Regions from separate parts of the Homo sapiens genome. Here regions 1, 2 and 3 are each linked to region 4. Evidence: chromatin contacts called from ENCODE Hi-C or POLR2A ChIA-PET data. All regions are on one chromosome and are shown on one strand. Each heading gives the region's core, a stretch centred on a gene start or an enhancer-like site at or near the end of the contact. The rest is flanking DNA. Distances are from core to core; before and after follow the strand shown. Region 1 has its middle 44 kb from the start of CTCFL. Region 2 overlaps PMEPA1 (prostate transmembrane protein, androgen induced 1). Region 3 holds the start of RAE1 (ribonucleic acid export 1). Region 4 holds the start of ATP5F1E (ATP synthase F1 subunit epsilon).

What was found. Hi-C counts contacts between places; a loop is a spot of excess contacts on that map. ChIA-PET counts read pairs that join two places held with the same protein, here RNA polymerase II (POLR2A). Pooled maps may share reads with other maps.
Region 1: a pooled map shows a loop between it and region 4 (4-fold over the local background). The contact joins the enhancer-like site here to the promoter of ATP5F1E in region 4. A Hi-C loop is called at or near these places in 1 of 168 maps with a recorded cell type or tissue (ascending aorta), 1 of 37 single-sample maps with no recorded cell type and 2 of 50 pooled maps.
Region 2: a pooled map shows a loop between it and region 4 (4-fold over the local background). The contact joins the enhancer-like site here to the promoter of ATP5F1E in region 4. A Hi-C loop is called at or near these places in 2 of 37 single-sample maps with no recorded cell type and 2 of 50 pooled maps. POLR2A ChIA-PET finds 5 or more read pairs at or near these places in 1 of 52 experiments (PC-3).
Region 3: a pooled map shows a loop between it and region 4 (12-fold over the local background). The contact joins the promoter of RAE1 here to the promoter of ATP5F1E in region 4. A Hi-C loop is called at or near these places in 6 of 50 pooled maps.

What each region holds. Positions count from the first base shown.
Region 1 is chr20:57,479,146-57,482,790 of GRCh38, forward strand. No RefSeq gene overlaps it. Among named protein-coding and RNA genes, the nearest start is that of CTCFL, 44 kb to the right of the region's middle. RefSeq lists enhancers at 1,823-1,942, 1,953-2,002, 2,213-2,432. Within about 2 kb of position 1,771, at least 3 of the 41 ENCODE cell types and tissues checked have a DNase peak (open chromatin) inside an H3K27ac peak, as active enhancers do.
Region 2 is chr20:57,679,075-57,682,992 of GRCh38, forward strand. All of the region lies in intron 1 of PMEPA1 (prostate transmembrane protein, androgen induced 1), which reads right to left. Among named protein-coding and RNA genes, the nearest start is that of PMEPA1, 29 kb to the right of the region's middle. RefSeq lists enhancers at 538-1,062, 1,063-1,586, 1,413-1,482, 1,863-1,972, 2,383-2,442 and 2 more and a silencer at 2,801-2,964. Within about 2 kb of position 2,282, at least 10 of the 41 ENCODE cell types and tissues checked have a DNase peak (open chromatin) inside an H3K27ac peak, as active enhancers do.
Region 3 is chr20:57,349,948-57,354,015 of GRCh38, forward strand. It overlaps RAE1 (ribonucleic acid export 1), which reads left to right and starts at 1,308. Exons shown (of 12, transcript NM_003610.4): 1 at 1,308-1,475. RefSeq lists enhancers at 939-1,507, 1,698-1,777.
Region 4 is chr20:59,030,094-59,033,790 of GRCh38, forward strand. ATP5F1E (ATP synthase F1 subunit epsilon) reads right to left here and starts at 2,242. Exons shown (of 3, transcript NM_006886.4): 1 at 2,127-2,242; 2 at 210-336. The coding sequence starts at 2,158. The coding sequence ends at 213. PRELID3B (PRELI domain containing 3B) reads right to left here. Exons shown (of 6, transcript NM_016045.3): 6 at 3,052-3,697. SLMO2-ATP5E (SLMO2-ATP5E readthrough) reads right to left here. Exons shown (of 6, transcript NR_037930.1): 5 at 210-336. RefSeq lists an enhancer at 2,036-2,175 and a silencer at 2,196-2,485.

The DNA of each region.
Region 1 (3,645 bases), core at 521-3,020, 1.6 Mb before region 4:
CCAGTATGTTAACAATAGGGGTATCCAATGAAGACATGAAACTTGCTTCACCCATTTTTTCATTTTTTCACCCATATCCTCCTCCTTTCTTCCCTAATTTCACCTATTTTCATCCTTAAAAGTTTAGAAACTTGACCCAGCAGCACCCTCCTAGCCTAGGCTGGTGAACACCCTGTTCCTCACCCATCTTGTAGCTCCGAAGTGCCCACCACACCATGCCTGTTGGTTAATGCAGCCTTCCCCATTGCAGTCCTGCTAAGGAGGGCTGGGACAGGACCCACTCTCCGCCTTCCCAGTGTGGGGCACAGAGTGGGTTCTCAGCAGACATTGCCAAACAAATGAATGAGGGAATCAGTGAATGAATGAATAAAGCAAATGCAGAAGCAAATTCAGATCCAAAATCCACCAGAGGTGTTTCACTACGATTTCAGTGGTCCCTGTCTTTGGTTTAGCAGCGATGTGTCTTTTTGAGGCCCTAAACTACTTTCCTAAAATGAGGCTATTAGGGAGCACCAACCCTGGACCTCCCCCAGGGACTGTTGCAAGGATTAAACCAGTTAACATGCTAGTGTATCAGAACAGTGCCTGACCCAGAGCAAACACCCACAAATGTTAATAACAGTAATAACAATATTATTATTTTATTTTATTTTTTTGAGATGGAGTCTCACTATAGCACCCAGGCTAGAGTGCAGTGGCGTGATCTCGGCTCATTGCAACCTCCACCTCCCGGGTTCAAGGGATTCTCCTGCCTCAGCCTCCCAAGTAGCTGGGATTACAGGTGTGCACCACCACGCCCAACTAATTTTTGTATTTTTGTTTTGGTGTTTGTTTTTTTTTTTTGAGATGGAGTCTTGCTGTTGTTGCCTGGGCTGGAGTGCAATGTCATGATCTCGGCTCACTGCAACCTCTGCTTCCTGAGTTCCAGCAATTCTCCTGCCTCAGCCTCCCGATTACCTGAGATTATAGGCACCTGCCACCATGCCCAGCTAATTTTTGTATTTTTAGTAGAGACGGGGTTTCACCATGTTGGACAGGCTGGTCTCGAACTCCTGACCTCAGGTGATCTGCCCACCTCGGCCTCTCAAAGTGCTGGGATTATAGGTGTGAGCCACTGCGCCTGGCCTATTATAATTTTATATATGAGATATATGATGTCTACCTATCATTACCATTTAAGACAAGTGATATGGGTTTCCCGTGTACTGTAGCACTGTGAGATTTTATTTTAAAATAAATGCATTTGATTTTAAAAAGTGAGTTGGAAATAAGTAAATATCGGTGCGGGTGAATCCTAGACAGGATCCCAATCCCGAGGTGGTGTTCAACCCCTGGGTGTAGGACCTCAGGTGAAGGGTTACTCAATTTGGGGCAGCTTCCCTAAGCCATGATTGTGCCGCACGCATGGCTGGCAGCATGGATGTCAGTGTGGGGAGGCCCAGGCCCTTGGAGGAGGCTGAGGCAGCCTTGTCTGGGACCCCAGGTACGCCTCCAGCCATCTTCCCCACAGCCCCTTCTCTGAGCGCGCAGCCATCACCCCAGACCCGGGCTGATATTTTTAGCACACAGGCACCCTGCACGGCCCTGTACACTCTGACCAAATTTAGAAATCTCAAGAGATCTTTGCTTTTCTACGCCTTCAGAAGGAGCAATGAATGAAAAGGCTCCCAGCCTCCGGTTTAGTGAGAGCAAACCCTCCTGTTTGCAGGGCTCTCTCTGGTAGGGAACCCCAAGCTTTACTGTGCAGTGAAAAAAAGCCAGGTGCAGAATCCTGTGTGTGTTTTGGGTCTACGGTAGCAAATGCAAAGCAACCCCTGCACCGTGCACGTGTGTCTGAGTCAGCACAGCCAGCAGCGGGGCGTGGAAGGAGCCCCCCGCAAGTGGGGGAGGAAGGGGCTGTGGAGGTGATTACCTCACTCTCATGCAGGGCTGAATATTACTGTTTCCCCTGTTAAACAAGGGTGTATTACTTCCGAAATCTGACAACCCCAAGCACCAAAAGGTTTAAAAATATCTCGAGATTGTAAAGCCTCCGACAGAATGCTGAAACAGGATTGCACAGTTGACCAGGAGCTTCTGAGGTTGTGGCGGACCCTCCATGTTTCTGACTGCCGGACAGTCACAGCCCCCTCTTCCCTAATGCCACCAGATGTTCCCTGGGACACCTGCCCCCAGCTCTAGTCCACATAATGCTGCCCTCCACCTCCAGACCCAGGGGAGGGGAGTGGTCAGGGCCGGCCAAGCCAAGCACCGTATGGCCCCTGGTTCAGGACATCGCTGGGACCCAGAGGCCAGAGACCTTCAGCTGGGATCCCCAAGGATCCCTTGGGACCCCTGGGACTGTTGTCCACCTCTGTGCCACCAGGAGAGGAGAGCCCCACTAAGACTGGAGTGACACCGGAAGGTGCAACCAAGAGCAGGCAGGGAGAACACGGAGTGCAGGCGCTGCCTGAGCCCCTGCCCTGGGCTGTGTCGGGGGAGCTACTGTGGAACTTTCTGTCTATGCAGGCTCAGCAGGCCACAGTGTGCACCACCCGGCTCCTGCCAGTGAACCTACAAACGCTGATGGCTAGATTATTTGCATATGTGTTGTTAAATATGGCCAATATTAAAATTAAATGATACAAACATGTAATTAAAGGAATTACATTAAAAACAGAGATAATAGCTCCTCAGGACACCTCACTCCCTAATTAGCATACTGCACTTCACCATTCCCCAGGCTCTTGGGGTGCCACCTCGGCTGCATTTGGGGGAAGGAAATGCTTTAGGTCTGGACGTGCATTCCTGTGCGTCCTCTGGATAGCAGGAAATCTGCCAGCATGGAAATGGCAAATGCTACAAACAGGGGTCCCCCCAAAGCCATTGCTTCCCAGCATGCCTCTGAGAGAAGCCCTGTAACACAGGCCAGGGGGCACCTGCTCTGCAGGACCCCAAGCAACAGGAAGGAAACAGGAAGGAGAAGGGGAGGAGAGGGGGAGGAGAGGGGGAGGAGAGGGGGAGGAGAGGGGGAGGAGAGGGGGAGGAGAGGGGGAGGAGAGGGCAAGGAGAGGTCTTCGGCATCCTTATGGTGAAAACCACATTTTCTCCTCCCCATTTCCCTGGTAGCTGGGAAGCGCATTCAATTAACGTGTATTGATTGGCTTGAGGAAATCGGGCTCCCAGAAGTCTAGGGCCTTGCTTAAGGTCACCTAGCGGTGGGGCAGGAACTGGGACACAGTTTTAATTTGACTCCGGAGCCCTGGACTGGCCTTGTAATTGGTACTTCTTGTGCAGTGCTCACGGACACCTCAGCTGAATGAAGGCCGTGCAGGTGGCTGGACAGAAACGCCCTGTAGCCCGCATCCCTCACGTTCAAGGCTTCTGTTTTTTCAGCACTCATTTCTAAGTGGCTTGCAGCCTTGCAAGATGAATTGTGGAAGTGCATGGGCACAGTACTTAAAAACATAGAGTCCCGAGCTGAGGCAGGTCTGCCCTTTCCAGTTATTTTCCAATCCTTGTGATTACAAAGAGGTTTCTTATTTAGGGGTGAGCCTGACTTTCACACTCGGGCAGGCTCCACTGGCAGCCAGCCTCCTGTGTCCCAGCCTCCAACAGAAGTTAAAGACACGAGGAGGGTTCAATGCATTCACTTTGGGGGATCCC
Region 2 (3,918 bases), core at 1,032-3,531, 1.4 Mb before region 4:
ATGGAACAGAACTAGAGCAGGTTTGTGATAATGAGCACCTAGGAGCGGGGACCTCCTTAAATGATCTGGTTAGGGACAGCCTTTCGGAGGAGGTGGCTTTTCAGCAGAGACCTTAAATATGAGGAGAGTTGGGGAAAAAACACTCCTGGCCAAACAATGGCAAGTGCAAATGCCCTGAGGTAGGAAACCTTTGTCTCATTCAAGGGCAAGAAACCCTACCTCCTGGGGCATAGCATGAAGATACAATGAGGAGCTAGCTGCTTTGGGGCTTGGCAAAGCTGCACTGAGACTTCCTGCAGGTGGCCATGGGTGTGTATTGGGGCAAAGGCAGCATAGACAACGTGAACTTGAAACGATTCAGGTATCATTTTCCAGTGTGACTCTCCAAACACGGCACACATCAGACCTGCTGGGGAAGCTCCTTTCAGACAATGCGGGAGCCGTGTCCAACAGGCTGAAATTGACATCGTTCAGTGGCGGGTTCCGGGACCTGCAGGGAATGGACTTACAAGCGCCCGCTATGGATGAACAGATTCCAACCAGGCGCTCGCTTCCTTAGTGAAGGAACCACTTGTTCAATTATGAAGCCCAGGATGTGAAAGCAACTGCTGGAGCCACATAGGTGAATTTGTTATGCTGGAAGGGGGTGGTCACCTGGCACTGTGAGTGGCTCAGAGATCCCTAAGTGATCAGAATTGTAAACGACCCAGGGGAAAACCTTGGGAAAAAACTCACCCTCTTAGATACTGAGTTTCTAGGGGAGGAGAGTGGCTTAGAAGCCCCTAAAATGGGTCAGATGAGAAAAGGACAGGGCCAGAGAGGGGGAGGGAGTTGCCCAGAGACACAGAGCAACCGTGCAAAGCTGGCTAGAGCCAGAGCCTGCGCCTTCCAGTTCCTTGGGTACAGGCTGTCCACGCAGGCATCCCTGGTGGGAGTGAGGGTCACAATGGCTGTGACCTTGACCATCTTTGCAAGGTGAGCCTAGCTTGTGGCATGGAGTCTGGCTTGCACTGCAAGCCCCAGGGAACCGTCGGGGGATGAGTGGATGGTAAAAACGACTTCTGCCCGTCAGACACTCAGACACACCAGCGGGGAGAGCTGCAGCCACTCCAGCTTTAGCTGGGTTGTGCTAAGAGCTTTAAGTGCATTATATCATTCAAAGCTCCCAAGGAGCCGCTTTGGGGAGTCCCGTCAACACCCGCATTCTGCAGATGAAGGGACTGGGACCTCAAGGGCAGCTGCTAGGGCTAAGGTGTGGTTCTTCTACCGGAGATGATTTTGCCCCAGGGGACATCTGGCCATATCTGGAAACACTTGTGGTTGCCACAACTGGGAGGGGGTGTTACTAGCATCCAGTGGGCGAGGGGAAGTAGCTAAACATCCACCCTGCCACGCACAGGGAAGTCCCCCACAGAAAAGAATTATTGAGCCCAAACGTCAGCACCAAGGTCGAGAAACTCTGGATTAAATCAGATGATAGTGAATATCTCAGGCACAGTGCCGGGTGCATAGTGCTTGCTCAATAAACATTAGCTAGGCAACAGCTGATTCCTAATTAGGCCTCAATGTGAAGACAGAAGCAGGGACTGAAACCACACACAACCGGTTTGAAGAATAACAACAACTTAGTCTAAAAACATCTGCTTTGAAAGCAAACGCTTAGGAAAGGGCAGTTGTTCATTTCACACTTGGATTGTACATTTCTGTAGGCTGGAGTCGCAACCACCTTGATCACCGATCAACGCACACTGGCACCAACCACCATGCCAGACACACAGGAGGCACTTCGTAAATGCTTGTGAAATGAATACATGGGTGAGGGAAAGTGGCGGAGAGCAGTCTGCGTGAGGACGTAAGCACAGGTCCTTCTCTGGAGGCAGGAGAATGAAAATCATCCCACGGGTCGGGGCCGGGTCAGTGAGGAAGGGAGGGAAGGAGTTCTGAGAATGTCAATCTGCAGGACAACTTCTAGTTTCCACCTTTTGCATGAGGGATTTCCAAGTGCCCCAGGGCCTGGGAGTCCCCATTCATCAACCCTGGGTGCTACCAGGGACAGGGCCCATTGTGATTTGTGAGGCCTGCCTGAGTGCTGGTGGGGCAGGGGTGAGGCAGGCGCCCATGCTCCTTCCTGACCTCTCCAGCACGCTCCATCCACTTGCATGGAATCACGGCAGTGGGGAATGAGAAACACCCCTCCATCACTGCCACTGGGAACCCCCGTCCCTCCAAACCTGCCGCCTGCCTGAGCTCCTGAGGGCACCCTCACCCTGCATGGGCCTCCTTCCTGCCAGGGAGGGAGCCCTGTGCGAGGCAACCAGGGGTTGCCCCGGAGCCAGTCCCACTTCTGCCATCTGCGGGTGACAGCGAGAGACCTCTCTAGGGTGTCCCCTGCCTGAGACGACCGTGAGGATGGTGTGGCGCTGCCTCTTACAAGGGTGGTCCCAGCATCAAGAAGGGAACGGCCCTCCCAGACCTTTCACTGCTTAAAATAACCAACTTTTTAATTTAGCAACCATTGTCGTTTCACGTTCAATTCTGTAAGCAATAATAGAGCTCTCCACGTACCCTCCACCTCCTCCCCTGCTGGCAGCACCTTACAAAACTCGATTCTCTGTGGTTTTCCCAGAATCAGAACTTGTGTACGCTTTAGTCACCCCCTCATTTTACAGAAGAAGGAACTGCAACCTGGTCAGTCCCCCCTCAAGGTGACACGGCCAGCTGGGAACTGGACATGGCCACCACACCTAGCTTAGCAGACCTCACCCTCTCGGCTTCTCCTCTCTGCCTGAGGTACTCCCCCCAAGGTCTTCCCACCGCTGACTCCTTCTCATCCCTCATTCTCAGCACAAGGTCAGCCCTGCTGAGAGACCCTCTCAGACCAATAAAGCAGCCCCCAGGCACAGTCATGTGACACTGTCGAATCTCCTCCTCCGTTCAGTATCTGACTCTGTTTCCCATCTGCACCAGACTAGTAGCTCCCTGAGGGCAGGCTCAGGCCTGTTCCATTCACCAGGTCCTCCCATCTCCAGTGGCACAGGGAAGGAGCTCACCTACTGGATAAATGAACAGAAGATGGGTGATTCGCCCAAATACCGGGTCTGTCCTCCTTCCTTAGGTCACTATTACACACAGACAGACACAGCTACCTTCGATGGGAGGTGACGGCGTAGCAAAGGCTCCCAGTGGGAATGAAGGCTTGAGCTGAGTGTGAATGGTGCTCAGAGCGGGGGACCAGCTCCACCAGCGGTTCCCTGTGTGACCTTGGGCAAGCTGTTCTCTGAGCCTCGGTGGTTTCATCCATAAAATGGGGAAATGACAGCCCGCTGCCCTTGCATACCTAAGCACAAAGTCACTGGTAACTAGGGGCCCAGGTTCTGGGTCTCCCTGGAGTGTCGGGGTCCTAGGCGCCGGCCCAGAGGAGTTTCAAAGTCAGCCTTTAACTGCCCTCCCAGTAAAGAGGCTGCTGAATGCTACAGAGCAGGCTCCCGTGCCCACCGCCCCACACCTGGAAGACGAAAGGACACGAGAAGGAGAGGCACAGCTGCGTCGCTGGCTGTGACCCACACTCCTCCAGTTTTTGATTTAAAAAAAATCCCTGAAACAGCACCCACTCCCTGTCAAGTCTGTGTCCCCATCGCCAGCAGAAACCAACTCCTCCTGGAGGAAGGAAAGTTCAATGGATGAGCTATAAATATTTCTGCTAGATGCTGCCTGGGAGCTGGGCTTTCTGCATGAGCAGGCCCCGCTGAAAAGGAAGGCGGCTCGCCAGATTTGTTTCGAATTATGAAAATAGATGTTGTCTCCCCACCACATCTGTTTTGCCTGACAAATGAGCAGCAGCTCGCCTCCTAAATAAGGCAGCACACCAAGACGGTCTTGAAACTCCGGCTTCTCCAACTCTTCAGAAAAGGAGAAGAA
Region 3 (4,068 bases), core at 58-2,557, 1.7 Mb before region 4:
CAGGATTCCAAATGATCTACAGCCTTGGTACTTAACTCTGGTTCACGGCCCAGCAACCTCTGCTGGGAATTTGGTAGAAATGTGGATTTTTAGGCCCATCGTAGACCTACTGAATCTGCATTTTATAAAAAGATACCCCAGATCCTAAACCTCCTTAAGAAGGTCAAGGCACGCAGACCACACTGAGTAGTGAAGGAGAGAATCCAGGGTAGCTACATAACCTCACGAAATCCCTTCCTTGTGATCTGTCTTTTCCTTCACTTCCTTCTTCAGATGCTCCTAAAAGTAGGGGTTGGGAGGAAACAACCAACTGAAATATTTGGAGTGGGCGTGTGTGAGTAATAAGAATCCCTTAACATTTCTACAGACAGTTCTATTAGTAAGAGTAGTTCACGTATGATTTCACTTGACCCTAATTAGGAACAGCCCTGGCATCATTTTCCCCACCATGCAGCAGGAAACTGAGGCCCAAAGAGCCCCGAGGTGGGCTCAGGGTACCCCAGTGGGCAAACAGGGAGAGGCCAGGGCGGGAAACCCGCGGCCGACCTCGCCTTGTTCGGAGGCAGCGTTAGAGCAGCTTCTCGGAGGTTGGCCTTGGACGTGAATTGGAAGCAATCAGAATCTTTTAGATGTTTATACATGATAAATGCAATAATTAATTCACAAGAGAAAACAGCTAGCTACCTTGCACTAGCCCTAGTTGCGGATTGATTGACTGATTTGAGATGGAGTTTCGCTCTTGTTGTCCAGACTGGAGTGCAATGGCATGGTCTCGGCTCACTGCAACCTCCACCTCCTGGGTTCAAGCGATTCTCCTGCCTTAGCCTCCCAAGCAGCTGGGATTACAGGCACCCGCCACCATGCCCGGCTAATTTTTGTATTTTTAGTACTGACGGGGGGACGGGGGGGCGGGGGGGCGGGGGGACGGGGGGCGGGGGGGGCGGGGGGGGCGGGGGGACGGGGGCGGGGGGCGGGGGGGGGCGGCGCGGGGGGGCGGGGGGGGCGGGGGGCGGGGCGGTTCACGATGTTGGCCAGACTTGTCTTGAACTCCTGACCCCAGGTGATCAGCCCGCCTCGGCCTCCCAAAGTGCTGGGATTACAGGCGTGAGCCACCGCGCCTGGCCAGTTGCGGATTTATAAAAGCAGTCGCTTAGTAACTTGCAGCGGCTACATCAACTTTGGACCAATTCGCAAACTGCTGGTGTAAAGCGTTTTTGCGCATGTGCTGTCGCCTTGCGGGAAAAGGAGCCTTTTTCTTCGACGATTTCCGGGCGACGCAGGAAGTGGCTCCAGGGCGCACGCGCGTTGTTTCCGCGGTAGTCAGGGCAGTTTCTACCGCAGGCTTAAGGAGGCTTCGGGCTCCTGGGATTTCTGTCCGCGCTCCTGGCCCTCGTCCTTCGCGCCAGAGCAGGTTCGCAAACTCCTCAGACCCTTCTGCTCCCGGCCGCCGCTTTCCGCCGGGGCGAGACCCCCAGGTAGGCCCCGTGCCGCGCGCGTCCCGTCGTTAACCGCCGCCATGGCTCCCGCAGAGGCCGAGTTGCCTCCCGGGAGCGCGCTTCTGCGGGATGCTGGGGCGCGAGCGGGACTGTTGACTAAGCTTCGTTACTGGGCCCTGGAAGCGAGGTCAGAGCTGGAAATGGCCTTAGGGGTCACCTAGGGCCTAATCCATCGTTTCTCTTGTGGGGGAACTGAGCCTCTGGGAAGGGTCACATTGCGTTAATGCAGTGTGTGTCGCCTCTGTCCCTCCCCCTTACACGTCTGGCGTCTCGTCAGATACATGTCAGCTCCTGGGAGAAGCTTTCCCTGGCCGCTTTGCAGAAGGGCGTCCCCTTTTAGCCTCTTCCACGTCAACCTGCTCCATTTCTTTCGTAGCAGTTACCAGTCTCTGAAACTAAGTCTGTTTCTGTCTTAGCCCGCCAAGTATTTATTGTATACGTATATAGGTGCCACCGTACAGGCAGTACTTCTCCAGGCAAGTAGTATTAAACACCAGCCGCCCTGGGCCAGGCATTGTACTGTGGGACCCAGTATGCATTAAGGGAAGAATCCAGGCAAGTGGCTGCCCTCTTGGAGCCAGCATTCTGGGGGGGAAGAGATTTTGAGTGTAAACAAGAAATTCCAGGGGATGTGATGGAAGATTAGATATGTTAAAGTTGGCAAAGAAGCGTCTGAGGAGGTGACTTTAAAAAAGAATACGTGTGACAGCTTTATTGAAGTATAAAATAACATTAATTTCAACCATTGAAAGTGTATATTGTGAGTTTGGAAATTTTATGCAGTTGCGTAAACATGGCAAGTTCAAATTTGGGACATTTTCATCACCCCAAGAAGTTCGGAGGAGGCAACTTTTGAACTGGGATATGAAGATTCAAACGGAGGTAGCTGTGGGGAGGGAGAAGCAAATCATCCCAAGCTGAAGGAACAGCACTAGGTTTGCTCCAAGGCAGGGATGAGCTTGTTGTGTTCAGCGGAGAAAGGAAGCCAGCAGAGCTAGGAGGGCTGGGGTGCAGCAAGGCGGGAGAGAGCGGGAAGAGATTAGGTGGGTCCCACAGATGACTGTGCCTTCTGAACTTTGGAAGCTTCCCAGTGCTCAGCATAAGGTGTGGTCCACACTGACTAACACGAACGATTCTCACCTACCATGTTCTTTTTCCTAAGTTCATCCCTAATGGCAGAAATGTTCTCTCCCAACTTGAAGGTTGAGGTAGAGGAATAGAGTGAAAGTAATATTTATTAAGAACCTGTAGTGCTTTAGGCAGTGTGTGTGTGTGGCTTCATTTAGTTCTCATAACTCTGTGAAGTAGATATTAGTGTCTCTGTTTTACAGATGAGAAAATCAAGGTTAAGTGACCCGTCCAAAGCCGTGTAACCAGCACCTGGACTGATTGCAGAAGCCTTGTCATGCCTTTGTTCGTTCATACAGCCAACTGGTGTTTCAAGTACCTCTGCATTTGAGGGCAGAAGTGTGGCCGGCAAGGACCACATCCCCTCACGTTCACTAAAATGTACATGTGCTTGTAGCTGTTGCTCTGACCTTTTGTTCTGCACTTATTTTTCATGAAGCTGAGGAAACTCAAATGCCTTCCCCAAATTCCTTGCAGTTTCTCCGTTCTGTGTTGTCTTGTTAGCAAGGATGTCACTCAGCCATTTGGCTCCCTTTGGAGAGGTGACTGGTATGGAGGACTTTTCAGCGTAACAGGTAGTAGGATTGAAATGTGGTTTCAGTGTACGTAACTCCTCGGGGAGTTGGAAGGAAAAAAGAAGGGAAAAGTCGTTTATTGTACCCACTATGAACTAGATACTGCATTTTCTACATAATCTGATTTGATCCCCAGAGCAGCCCTGGAGAATGTGTTAATGTTCTCTATGTTTGCAGAGCAGGAAAATGAAGACTGGTGAGATTAGAGTCCCAACTCCTGAGTGGCAAGAGGCCCTGACCAAACCCTGGTGGGCCTGTTAGATTATGATATTCAAGAAAAAACCCAGGGTGGGAGAGGTTCTTGCTGGGTAAATGTCCAAAACACGATGCCCGACCTTTTTAAAACTTTTACGAAGAAATTGCTGATTCGCTTCCCGGACTGGTTGTTCTAGGTAGTTTCATGCGGATGCTGACCTAAACTAGAATGTAGAAATTAGTAGGAAAGTGAATGCCCACTAGGTGGAAACCTGAAAGCACGGGGACCTGCGATCTTGTTTACTGTTATATTCCTGCTGCGCAGCTCAGGGTCTCTATGTAAAAAATGAGTGAATTTATTTTCTAGCTGGTGCCTACAAAATAATCTGCAATGTATCCATACTGGTTTATTAATGGTAACAAATGAACCGTACTAATATGAGATAATAGGGGAAACTAGATATGGAGTGTATGGGAATTCTATCTTTACTATTTCTGGAAACCTAAAACTACTCTAAAATAGAAGGTTTATGTTTTGAAAGCACTCTGCTCATTGCGCTCTTGTCTGAAAAGTGAAGCCTGGCCTCAAGCCACTTTGAGTATTTCTCTTCTGCCAGTTAATTATCTTACCATTGCCTCTCAGTGATATTAAGAGAAAACCCATCCTTAACATT
Region 4 (3,697 bases), core at 992-3,491:
TCTGCTTGTCAGGGCCCAAGAAGACTTTCTTTTTATTAGGCCAGGGGACTTCTATAACCTGCATGCTTTAAATTATACCATCCCAATAACTAACTTCCAAATACACTGACTAAAAAATGAATAGAACCCAAAACTAAAATTATTTTGATCTTTATGGTGCTCCAAAAACTTAAGATGCAACTGTTCTTCTAAATAAATCCATAACTTACAGATTATTCCTTCTTTACTTTCACAATTTTTACGTTGCTGCCAGAAGTCTTCTCAGCATTTGCTTTGAATTCTGTCTTCAGTGCATCTCTCACTGCTTTTGCACAGATCTGGGAGTATCGGATGTAGCTGGGAGAAAATGAGAGAAGGTATATGGTTAATTATCAATATTCCAGCCAGACAGCTGTTACTGTGTTTTCGCTTTTCTTCCTGTACTTTTTATTTTGGTTTGGTTGTACCTTATTGTAGAATTGGATTTAAAAATATGACTAATGCCAAAAAGTATCTATACAAAGAAAAAGAACTAGAAAAAAATGTACCAAAGTATTAACTGGTGTTTGGATGGATGATCTTTGATTTTTCTTCTTTGTACTGTGTTTTCTCTTTAGTGTATATTAATTCAAAATGAAAGATGCATAAATGTTTTTAAAAATCCCACAGCATAGAAAAAAAGAGACTGAAATGTTTAGAGACTATAACATGAATCATGAATTCTCTCCTCGATTTCTCTCCTTAAAACTTTAATTATATTATTCTTGGAAAATGAGGTATACATAAGAGAAAACTATTTTGAATTAAAACAATTCGTTCTAAATTATTTAAACTCTTCTCTGAGAATACTGAATTCTGTCTCACAAGTCTGCCACTGAAAATAACCTCCTAATGAAGATTTCTAAATCAAACTGAAAAGTGCTTAGAGAACATCATCAATTCTAGCAAAACTGTAAAACCTGCTTCCTGTTTGGTAGATGGACTCCCATCAACACTGTAGTTTCCAAAAGATGTCAGATCACCTTTCCCACTTTTGAAAAACAGGAAGCGGGGAGGGGTGCTATTTTCTCATGTTTTAGAATTTATTTTGGGGACTCAGAGGTATGAGTTCCAATGCCTGCTTCCATTCTTACTAACTGGGTGACCTTCAGGCTGTTCAACCTTTTCAGCACGTTTACTCACTCACCTGAAAAAAACAACAGAATAAAAGGACAATAATACCTGTCCTGCTGATAGCTGGGAGGAGGAAAAACAAGTGTGAAAAAGTATGGATCACAGGGTAGGTTGCCTAATAAACGGTATCTACTACTGGGACTATCATCCTTCCATCCTTCCAATTCTACAAGACTTCGCTGGCTTGACCTCAGCAAGTCGGGAAGCTCCGCTGTAGTGTACCCACAAAATGTAAAGTGCTACACCATCCAGTCAACTAACAAGGTGTGTCACCTAGAGCAAGGTACTTCTGCTCACTCAGGTGCACGGGTAAAAAAAAATCGGATGTGACAGCTAGACCAATGGTTTGCGGTTCCACTATGAGACACCATGTCCTCAAGTGGGTTCCATATTTGAGCTTTCCAGGAGCCACCTCTCATCTTTGTGAGGGGCTCTCGACAGTTATGGCTTTCACCCCTTTTAGACATAAGGAAACCTGAAATCAACAGGACTTAAAAGTTTAAAAAAAAAATGTGTAAAGTTGTAAAAGGCTCCACCTCGATGCTGGATTAAAGGTCAAAGCTGCTAACGGCGGTCACGTGGAGAGAAATCTCCTGTTTCCCGAGGTGGATGTGACTGTACTACTTTCACCACCTGGCTCCAGCACCATTCTAGAAGAAAAAGGTTTGCTAAATAAGAGCTGGCCTCTCTCTCGAGAAACCTGCCATTCACAAAGGTGTCCAGGGGCACTCTGTGGGTGCTGGGCCGCACCGTCGGGAAGCGAGGCAGGACACAGACGCGCTCCCACGCGAGGTCGAGGCCGCGCCCGCCTGAGCGCTTTGCCCACAGCGACGCCATCTTGGCGGCGACGCCCGAGGCTTGGCCCAACCCCGGTCACGCGTGGGGCCGCTGCTCTGTGTCCTGCATGACCTCTGGGCACCGGGATGCGCGCGGGCCGGCTCGCGAAGCCCTTCCCTCTGGAGGCCTGGGCCTACCTGAGTCCAGCCTGTCTCCAGTAGGCCACCATGCTGTAGCGAAAGCGGAGCTCGTCGGGCCGAATCGCCAAGACGCCGGCAATGTCGGCTCAGCCGGGCGGTTCAGCCGCAGGAAGATCAGACCACAGAAGCGGAAGAGGCGGGGCGTGCGGACCTGCCAATCACCGCCTCCTACCCGGCCCCGCCCCTGAGCACGGCCCCTGCTGCCCTGCCGCGGAAGCCCCCCGGCGCCGGGAGCCAATGGGCGCGCGCGGTCTGGACTGCGGGTGCCAATCCCGGGGCGGGCCGGCCGGCCGCGCCCACCTATTGGCTCCAAGAGCTCCCGGGGCGTGTGTCCCCCGACCTTCCGTATTACCCCGGCGGGGACGACGGGGGCAAGAAGGCCGGGGTGTCCCCGCTCGCTAAGGACCACTGAGCCGCGTGCTTTCGGGAAGCGAGGACGCGAGGCGGCGCGGGCACGGCCGCCCCGAGGGCCTGGCTTTGCGCCCGCTTCAGGGAAACGGCGCCGGCTTTTTTAAATCTGTGGACAGACAAGCGTGTCCTGAGAGCTGAGATTTAGAAAGGCTCTTAGGGCACCCCCTTTCTCGGAGTGACACTAAACCCTGGAAACCCAGTGGAGGACCCCCTAGCGTTTTCTGTAGTTCTAGGACCTGCTTCCGATGTGCGACAAGACGGAGGGTAAGGCAACAGTTGTCACTGTTGCCCGGAATGGATGGGAAGAAAAATGTGAGGAAAACCCACTGGAGGCACAGGGAACTGCCAGGCGGCCGGGAAAATGCTCATCTCAGAGCCTGTGATTTAGAGAAACTAACCCAACGCAGTGAAGGCTCACAGTCTAGGAATTAAAGTGTTTCTCTCATAAAGAAAAAAAAGCCTTTGCCCTTCACCTTTAATTACTAAAAAGAAATTATAATCAGGAAAAACATCACTTAAAAGAAAGTTTTTATTAACAAAAGTTTTCCTTAATTCACATTTCAACTTTATTAAATAGTCCAAGGGTTTCATTTATGAACACTTATTCCAGTTTAGTTCTCTTAAATTCATTTGCTTGTTGTGCATTTATGTTTAAAAAGGTAACTAACTGCACTGGAAAATGAAAATTTATAGTTTTATCAATAGGTCAGTTTTTAAAAAATCAAAGGATAAGGATTTAAAAATATTAGGGCATTACACCTTTTTCAGAACAAGGATAATTTACAGAAATTATACAAAGCAGATTTTCATCAAATATCAATTATTTAGCGATGTTTTATTTAGCTGAAATGTTATTTCACTTGTAAAAACTATCTCCGGTTACAAAAAAAAATCAGAAACCTTATTAAATTTAACCTGCTTTTACAAATGTCCTAAGAAGTCTTAAGCTAAACAAAATTTAAGTAGGAAAACGATAATTTAAAAATAGTGTGTTATACTATTTCTGTGGTTTATGTACATATATTAACTGGTCTCTTGGATAGGAAACATGACTAGAAGTTTATCACACTAAGCACTGTAAAATAAAGGCAAGAGCTAATCATCTTCTAGCAAAAATAGTCTCTATGCAACAATTGCAAATGTCAAAGCTATTATTT